Linked DNA regions of Mus musculus: region 2 is linked to region 1. Evidence: chromatin loops called from intact Hi-C (ENCODE). Cell type or tissue: heart. All regions are shown on one strand. Links, peaks and the distances in the headings refer to the core of each region. The heading gives the core; the rest is flanking DNA. Region 1 overlaps Nlrp1b (NLR family, pyrin domain containing 1B). Region 2 holds the start of Nlrp1b (NLR family, pyrin domain containing 1B).

What was found. A loop is a pair of places that touch in the nucleus more often than their neighbours do. Peaks named below come from ENCODE experiments on the same cell type or tissue, not always from the same donor. Only the 100,000 strongest peaks of a DNase experiment are listed, where the experiment ranks them.
Region 2: a loop joins it to region 1, with 16 times the contacts of the local background. A loop is called at or near these places in 7 of 42 quality-filtered maps.

What each region holds. Positions count from the first base shown.
Region 1 is chr11:71,151,231-71,155,629 of GRCm38, reverse strand. It overlaps Nlrp1b (NLR family, pyrin domain containing 1B), which reads left to right. Exons shown (of 14, transcript NM_001162414.1): 14 at 2,095-2,528. Among named protein-coding and RNA genes, the nearest start is that of Nlrp1a, 8.7 kb to the right of the region's middle. In heart, for the core only: no CTCF peak of the experiment used is centred there; no DNase peak of the experiment used is centred there.
Region 2 is chr11:71,201,092-71,205,490 of GRCm38, reverse strand. Nlrp1b (NLR family, pyrin domain containing 1B) reads left to right here and starts at 4,035. Exons shown (of 14, transcript NM_001162414.1): 1 at 4,035-4,343. The coding sequence starts at 4,193. In heart, for the core only: no CTCF peak of the experiment used is centred there; no DNase peak of the experiment used is centred there.

The DNA of each region.
Region 1 (4,399 bases), core at 275-4,274:
TCATATTGTCTGATTAGTGATGTAGGAAAGTCATATGATAGAACATGGGACACAGTGCCAGAAATATCTCAGATTCAGGGCACATTCTGAATTAACCTTGGGCAGTTGCATATGCACAGGCCTTCTGATCTTGTGATGAATTTGCAAGCCTTGCATTTGGTTACATCATCCCTTTTAAGGTGTGAGTCAAGGCTACAAGGCTTTCCCTCCAGATCATGTTTTGCATCCATCCCTGTCAGGTCAAGGGACAGAGCAGTTAGCCAGCTTCCCAGTGTTCCCTATATTTTCCTCTTTACTCAGCAGGTGAGCTAGGTCTGCTGTGGAAATCTCTATGACCTGCTTCTCTTTCTCTTTTGGAATACAGTATTTTCTCATTCTTATTCATGCCCTTACTAGATCACAGGGAGGCAGCTTTAGCCCAGACATCTTAGCCAGAAGACTCCAGCACTTATAGATAGATAGATAGATAGATAGATAGATAGATAGATAGATAGATAGATAGATAGATAGATAGATGGATGATAGATAGATATTTCCAAGTTTTGAGCTTCCTTTCTGTGATACTGACGTCATCGAGAACTTAGAAATATCTTAAACTAAACAATGACAGATAAATCCAAGATTCTTAAGTGTTTATGACACATAGGACACACTGGGCTGTCAATCAAGGTTCTTAAATGTGTGTGATAGGACACACTGAGCTTATTTGTAAATAATTTGAAATGTTAAAATATTACATTATACATTAATATAACACACATTTTATACAGTGAGCATCTTAAATCTTATAAAAAGGAAATACCTTAGATTTCATGAATTATTGATGTATTAAAGTGTGTTTCCATTACTTTCTCTGTCTTCTTACTGCAATACAAAGTCACCGAGTGCTCTGTCTGACCCATGCCTCCATTCAGATTTGGTTAGGATGGGCTGAGACACAAGCCCTGACAGAACATACTTTCTGTGGCCAACAGCAAAAATGCACAGAAGCAGCCTCCATAACTGAGGTTCTCAACTTGGCTCCTCCAGAGGACAAGCAGCATGGACAGTGGTCATGACCGGTACTTCAGTCAGATAATGGCATATTTGCAGGAAAAGAGTACTAGTGAAAAGAATATCTCAGTATTAGGTTTTCATCCAAGAAATGTTACTATTCCTTCTCTGGGTTCTGCATCTAAGGATGTGATCTGCAGCCTGCACAGCTGGTGTCCTGGTAATACAAACACATGGTGTGGTGCCAGCAAGAGACACCTGCAACTGCAGGAACAGTCAGATCCTTTAACAAGTCCAAAGGGACAATAAGCATTTAGAAATGGAGACTTTAATGTGCACATTCATCTAACATAAACCAATAATTTAAAAGAAATGCACTTTGAATATGAAAGAAGTGTATTGACGTGTTTACATTTGTGTTAATGATAATTTAACAAAATTACAACAGTTAATTTCTTGACATTGAACTTAAGATGACTAAGGGCTCATTTTTAAATGCCCTACATGAAGGGAAACTTACAGAGATTATAAATGTCAACTATCTTCTTACATGGCAGTCTGCTGGGGAAAAGGTTTGTGTGTTTGTTTTGTATTGTTTTGATTGTGTTTGTTGTTGCTATTGCTGTTTTTTAACTGTAAAAACCCATTCATAAAGACTGTTTTGTGTCAAGTTAACATTTGTGGCTTAGGAGTCCATATAATGGGTTTATCTGTGTGACCTGATACCAGTAGTCATAACAGAAAGCAGAATGGTCCTGCTTCTTTGCTGGGGTGTGGTGGAATAGTCTGGGGTGTACATAGCTGTGTTTTCCAGCCTGGTCCTTCCTTACAATCCTAGAATGTTTAAACATTTGGTGTCTTTCAGAAAACACATTACAAAATTAGAAACCAAACCCTTTGGCTCTAAATATCTCATGAGTTTTGTTTTTATATAAAAAAAATCTTTATTTCTTAGTCTATGTCTATTTATTTTTAATCCAGGGATAAAGATGGAGCAGAAATTGAAGGAATGTTCAATTAGTGACTGGCCCAACTTGAGACCCATCCCATGTAAGAAAGCCAATCTCTGACACTACTAATGATACTTTGCTATACTTGCAGATAGGAGCCTGGCATCTCTTTTCCTGAGAGGCTTCATCCAGCGCTGGATGGAAACAGATACAGAGACCCACAGACAACATCGCATAGTGCTTAAGAGGCTTCCAGAAAATTGAGGGATGGAACTGAGCAAGCTGGAGGGATCAAGGACACCACAAAAAAACCTACAGAGTCAACTAACCTGGGACCATGGGGACTCACAGAGATGGAACTACCAGCCAAAGAGCATGCAGTGACTGGACCTAGGTTCCGTACATATTTGTAGCAGATGTGCTGCTTAGTCTTCATATGGGTCCACTAACAATAGAAGAGGAGGTTGTCTTTGTCTCTGTTGACTAATTTTGGACCCCTTTCCTTTAACTGAACTGCATGAATGGGTCTCAGTGAAAAGGATGGGCTTAGGCCTTCTGTAAGTGGATGTTAGAGGATGGGATGGTATTCAAGGGGAATTTCCCCTTCACTGCGGATAACTGGAGAGGTTGGGGGAGGATTGTGTAAGTGTGCGGATGGGAGGAAAAGAGGGAGGGAAATGCAATCAGGATGTAAAATGAATAAATATATTCTTTAATTTAAAAATAAAAATGTAGAGTCTGGCATAGTGGCACATGCCTTTAATCCCAGCACTCGGGAGGCAGAGGCAGTCGGATTTCTGAGTTCGAGGCCAACCTGGTCTATAAAGTGAGTTCAGGACAGCCAGGGCTATACGAAGAAACCTTGTCTCAAAAAAAAAAATGTAAACCACTTTTTAATTCTAAAATAATCATGATGGGCATTAAAATGGTTGTATATTTTCAAAGTATTTCACTTTAATGGAAACTTATCTTTTTATAAATAAACATTAAATACTTGAAACAAACAGAATTGAGTGAAAGTCAAGGAAATCCAGTCATACTTTATGCCCTTATCCTTGAGCGAAAAGCATTATCATAGTAGTTTCATTTAGTAAAATCTGATCTAAATTCGTATGTTTCCTCTGTTGGAATTATTGTGTAAAAACTGTGACTTCTTCTAAAACCATACTGACAACAAATAATCCTAGGAAACTGTCATCATTTTCTTTTTTACCTTTTTCCAGCCTTTTAGAGACAAGATTTTAATGGGTAGTCCTGGCTATTCTGGAACTCACTCTGTAGATGAGGCTGGCCATGTAATCAAAGAGATCCACTTGCCTCTGCCATGAGAGTGCTGGGAAAAACACATGTGCCAACAGCATCCAGCCCAACAATATCTTTATGACTCTTCATCATTGTGTTATTCTCGATCCTATACACGTGTCCATAAGATCTAGAGATAGGAGTTGCATTGGATTCGTGGCATTGGCCGACATTTTCACACCGGAAGTCTGGTTTACATTAACCAGTGTGCAGTGCTTCCTTCAAGGTGTGACCCTCATTATTGGTTTGGGCAATTTATAAACTGCTGAAAGAGACCAGACCTCAGAATCCTCCTTACCTCCCTCTTGCAGCTGGCATTCTGCTGTCCTCTGAGCCAGGCTGCAGCGAAACAAGCTAAGCTTCTCAAGATGGACAGTGCCCAAAACAGTAGAAGCCCTGATAAGAACAAGGACAGACTGTACATAATACCATTAACTAGCATAGTGACCCTGGAGTCACTTCTGCTGCGCGCACAATAGGTGGCACGACGAACCAAGATTTACATCAATTCTGGGTACACAGAACCAAAGGATGCTTGGTAAGAGAGCGGGTGATGCCAGTTTAACACAGGAGTTCCTATCAGATTTAGGATTGGAAAAATCCTTTCCCAATCTGCTGGTGGCATTTTTGTCTTATTGACAGTATCTTTTACCTTATAGAAGCTTTGCAATTTTATGAGGTCCCATTTGTCAATTCTTGATCTTACAGCAGAAGCCATTGCTGTTCTGCTCAGGAATTTTTCCCCTGTCCCCATATCTTTGAGGCTTTTCCCCACTTTCTCCTCCATAAAATTCAGTGTCTCTGGTTTTGTGTGGAGGTAAGAGCTCAAGAAGCTGGACTCCAGAAAATCAAATAACCCCATTAAAAAATGGGGTACTGAGCTAAACAAAGAATTCTTAACTGAGGAATACCGAAGGGCTGAGAAGGACTTGAAAAAAGTGTTCAATATCCTTAATCATCAGGGAAATGCAAATCAAGCCAACCCAGAGATTCCACCTCAAAACAGTCAGAATGGCTAAGATCAAAAATTCAGGTGACAGCAGATGCTGGCAAGGATGTGGAAAAAGAGGAACACTCCTCCATTGCTGGTGGGATTGCAAGCTGGTACTGATTTCCACTCTGGAAATCAGTCTGGTGGTTCCTCAGAAAATTGG
Region 2 (4,399 bases), core at 330-4,329, 50 kb before region 1:
CCAATGGGCCTCTCTTTCCAGTGATGGCCGACTAGGCCATCTTTTGATACATATGCAGCTAGAGTCAAGAGCTCCGGGGTACTGGTTAGTTCATAATGTTGTTCCACCTATAGGGTTGCAGATCCCTTTAGCTCCTTGGGTACTTTCTCTAGCTCCTCCATTGGGAGCCCTGTGATCCATCCATTAGCTGACTGTGAGCATCCACTTCTGTGTTTGCTAGGCCCCGGCATAGTCTCACAAGAGACAGCTACATCTGGGTCCTTTCAGCAAAATCTTGCTAGTGTATGCAATGGTGCCAGCGTTTGGAAGCTGATTATGGGGTGGATCCCTGGATATGGCAGTCTCTACATGGTCCATCCTTTCGTCTCAGCTCCAAACTTTGTCTCTGTAACTCCTTCCATGGGTGTTTTGTTCCCAATTCTAAGGAGGGGCATAGTGTCCACACTTCAGTCTTCATTCTTCTTGAGTTTCATTCATTCAGCAAATTGTATCTTATATCTTGGGTATCCTAAGTTTTGGGCTAATATCCACGTATCAGTGAGTACATATTGTGTGAGTTCCTTTGTGAATATGTTACCTCACTCAGGATGATGCCCTCCAGGTCCATCCATTTGACTAAGAATTTCATAAATTCATTCTTTTTAATAGCTGAGTAGTACTCCATTGTGTAAATGTACCACATTTTCTGTATCCATTCCTCTCTTGAGGGGCATCTGGGTTCTTTCCAGCTTCTGGCTATTATAAATAAGGCTGCTATGAACATAGTGGAGCATGTGTCCTTCTTACCGGTTGGAACATCGTCTGGATATATGCCCAGGAGAGGTATTGCTGGATACTCCGGTAGTACTATGTCCAATTTTCTAAGGAACCACCAGACTGATTTCCAGAGTGGTTGTACAAGCCTGCAATCCCACCAACAATGGAGGAGTGTTCCTCTTTCTCCACATCCTCGCCAGCATCTGCTGTCACCTGAATTTTTGATCTTAGCCATTCTGACTGGTGTGAGGTGGAATCTCAGGGTTGTTTTGATTTGCATTTCCCTGATGATTAAGAATGTTGAACATGTTTTCAGGTGCTTCTCTGCCATTTGGTATTCCTCAGGTGAGAATTCTTTGTTCAGTTCTGAGCCCCATTTTTAATGGGGTTATTTGAATTTTCTGGAGTCCACCTTCTTGAGTTCTTTATATATATTGGATATTAGTCCCCTATCCGATTTGGGAGAAAGAGAAACAGAAGGATGTGGGCACAATGAAGAGAAGCAGAACTGGAGAATCGAGGGTAATGTGGAACAGCCTGATGTGAACAGCCAGTGCTGCCCCTGGGACCATGGTGGGGTTCTGTCCAGTGCTGCCTCTGGGGGACCATCAGGATCTATGGTACTTCAGCAGCAGGGATTAATTACCACCAAAATCCAGGCAGAAATCCCTGGTCTGGGCTGATGTCCAGGGACATACTGATGTCTGAGTAGTGCTGTGTAGAACTGGACCTGCCTTCTCCTGGGCCCCAGAGAGAAGAAGACCTGGGGATAACAGAAGAAGAGAACTGAATCTGCCCTTACCCACTTGGAGTTCTCAGGAGAACAGGCCCCAAACATTGTGGTGGTGGTGTTGTATAGCACCAAAGGTATGAGTGTGGAAAGTTGGCCCTGCCATTGTCTCCCCTAAACTGGTATGAATGAGGGAGAGATATTCCCCTTCCCCCTCCAACTCTTCCCTCAGCATCTGAAGCAGACATGAAACCTGGCCCTGGGTTCATGACAGCTGGAGAACTGGCCCTGCTCCAGCACTAGGGAAAAGGGCCACACCTGGCATTGGAGCATTATACAGCTTCCAGTCATATTGGAAGTGAAAGTGAACTGGCCCTTTAGGATATGAGGTGGCCCTGAACTTGTCTGCCTTGCATCAGCTTACATAAGGAGAGATTCCCTTCCATACCCTTACCCCTATAACCAGCAAGAGAACTGGCCCTGTGGTTATACATGTGAGTCACTTGCAGATGAACATGCACACACACACCATATACCTAAAAACAAAGAATATGGTGTTGGTGAGAATCAAAATCTTAAAGTGACATTTAGGAGATTTCAGAAGTAAGAAAAAACAAAAAAGAAGAAGAGAAAAGAAAAGAGAAAGAGAGAGAGAGAGGCAGGGAAGGAGAGAGGGAGGGAGGGAGGGAGGGAGGGAGGGAGGGAGGGAGGGAGGAAGGAAGGAAGGAAGAAAGAAAGAAAGAAAGAAAGAAAGAAAGAAAGAAAGCACAGGATTTGTGGCCTAAAGTGTGTTTACTGAAGTAAATAGCCTGTGGGTGGGTAGGCAACTGAGGAGAGGAAGCAAAGATATGCAGGGCACAAAATCTGGGGGCATCCAGGAGCTATTGCTGACCTGAGACCTATTGGCAAACCTCAAGTCCTACATTAATGGAGGAGGGAACTGAACTCAGACATTAGTCCTGTGGTCAGGGAGGCAGGGCTTCTGCAAACCTGGATGAAGCTCTCAGGTCTGACTCCTCCAGCTCAAGCGTCTGCAGAGACTTAACAGGAAATAACCTGAATAGTGTTTAACTTACATCTGCGCAGGCTCTCTAACGCCCAACTTCCTGATAAGGGTTCAGAGTCTCTTTCACTTTTGAAGAACATTTTCCTAGCTGAGGAGCCTTGTTCAAGGACACACACTCCTGTAGGCTTCGTGAAAGAGTAGGGTAAGTAATGGGACCCAGATTACACCAAGCCACTTAGATGTGGAAAGATAAGGCCTGGCCTCACTCCACAAAGGAGTATGTGGCAGACATGGGGACATCATCTTGAAAAACAGGGCCCAGGGCCCAGGACCCAGGTCTCCAGCCTCTGCTTGGAGAGTCTATAGGCCAGCTCTGATGGATGATAGATTGCTGGATTCACCAGTCTGGTTCATGTGCCTGCTCCTGTCATAGCCTATCCTGCACCCTCCTGTCTACCCTGAATCTGCAGAAATAACTATCCTGAATGATGATGTTCTCAGAGGGAGGGCCAGGGAAGATTAGATAGATAGATAGATAGATAGATAGATAGATAGATAGATAGATAGATAGATGGATGGATGGATGGATGGATGGATGGATGGATGGATAGATAGATAGATAGATAGATAGATAGATAGATAGATAGATAGATAGATAGAGATATATAGTATCATCTATGCTATTTATGGGTGGGGGGAGAGAGCCAAGGTCCCCAGAGAGCTAAGTTAGACAAAGTTAGTGAAGAAAACACAGGATACCTCAACACCTTAGAATTGATAATGACAGATTTCTGACTCAGCTCTTTCCCTGATCTTTCCATTTCTCCTTATCCTCATACTTCATTTTGACCCTGTCCTTTAAAAGTTACACATAAGTTCCTCCTGGAGGTTATCACTGGCGTTAGTCAGTTCACATTAGGACAATGGGTATGATGGGTAAAGGCCTATAGGGTGACCTTTGTTCCATCTCATTGCACAGTTCACAGCCCCCTGAATAATACCTGTTTTCAAATGTTTATCCAGAAGTTAACAAGAGCCATGACATAACTAATCCAGCAGAGCAGACCAAGTTAAAAATCTCTTGAAGCACATGAAGTCCACCCACAACATGCACACCCCTTAACCCCTAGGCATAGGATGGAGCTCCACCTCCATCATCCCCCTCCCACAGGAACCAATCAATAAGAGAACACACAACCCATTCTTTTCATCTGTCCTTAAGGTGAAATAAATAACCTTGATGACCTAAAAGAAGAACCTTAGACAATCTAAGACACCTCAAATCAGTATAACACTAAACACACCTACCTTCAGGAAAGCCAACAGAGCAGCTAGAACATCTGCCAGCATCATTCAGCTGTGAAACTTTAAAGAGCATGTCCACTGTTAAACACTAGTGTCCCAAAGTTCCCTCTTCTGTCCTATGAAGCCCAAACCCCTGGATACACAGTACCCATTACCCAGGAGACACTTGTGTCTCAATTTTTCTGATGAAAGGCTATCTGACCCTGTAGAGATTTGTCTGATTTCATTTATTACCAGGTCTCCTCTATGAGTTCTGATTAAATACCCATTCCCAGAGCAGAAATTTCTGGCCATGACAAGAAGACACTGCTCTCCTGCTTGCAACATCAGAAGAGAGTCTTGAAGAAATAAGAGCACAAACTGCTCAGAGAAACAGTATCTGAGGGCTCTGTACCATGGAAGAATCTCAGTACAAGCAGGAACATAACAAAAAGGTAGCTCAGGATGAAGGTCAAGAGGACAAGGACACCATCTTCGAAACAATAGAAGCTATAGAGGCAAAGCTGATGGAGCTCAAAACCAACCCAGAGAGTACCTTCAATTATGGTAAGTACAAGAGCAACCCCAGCTCATCACTCTGTGGCCCCTTCACCACCACTCCT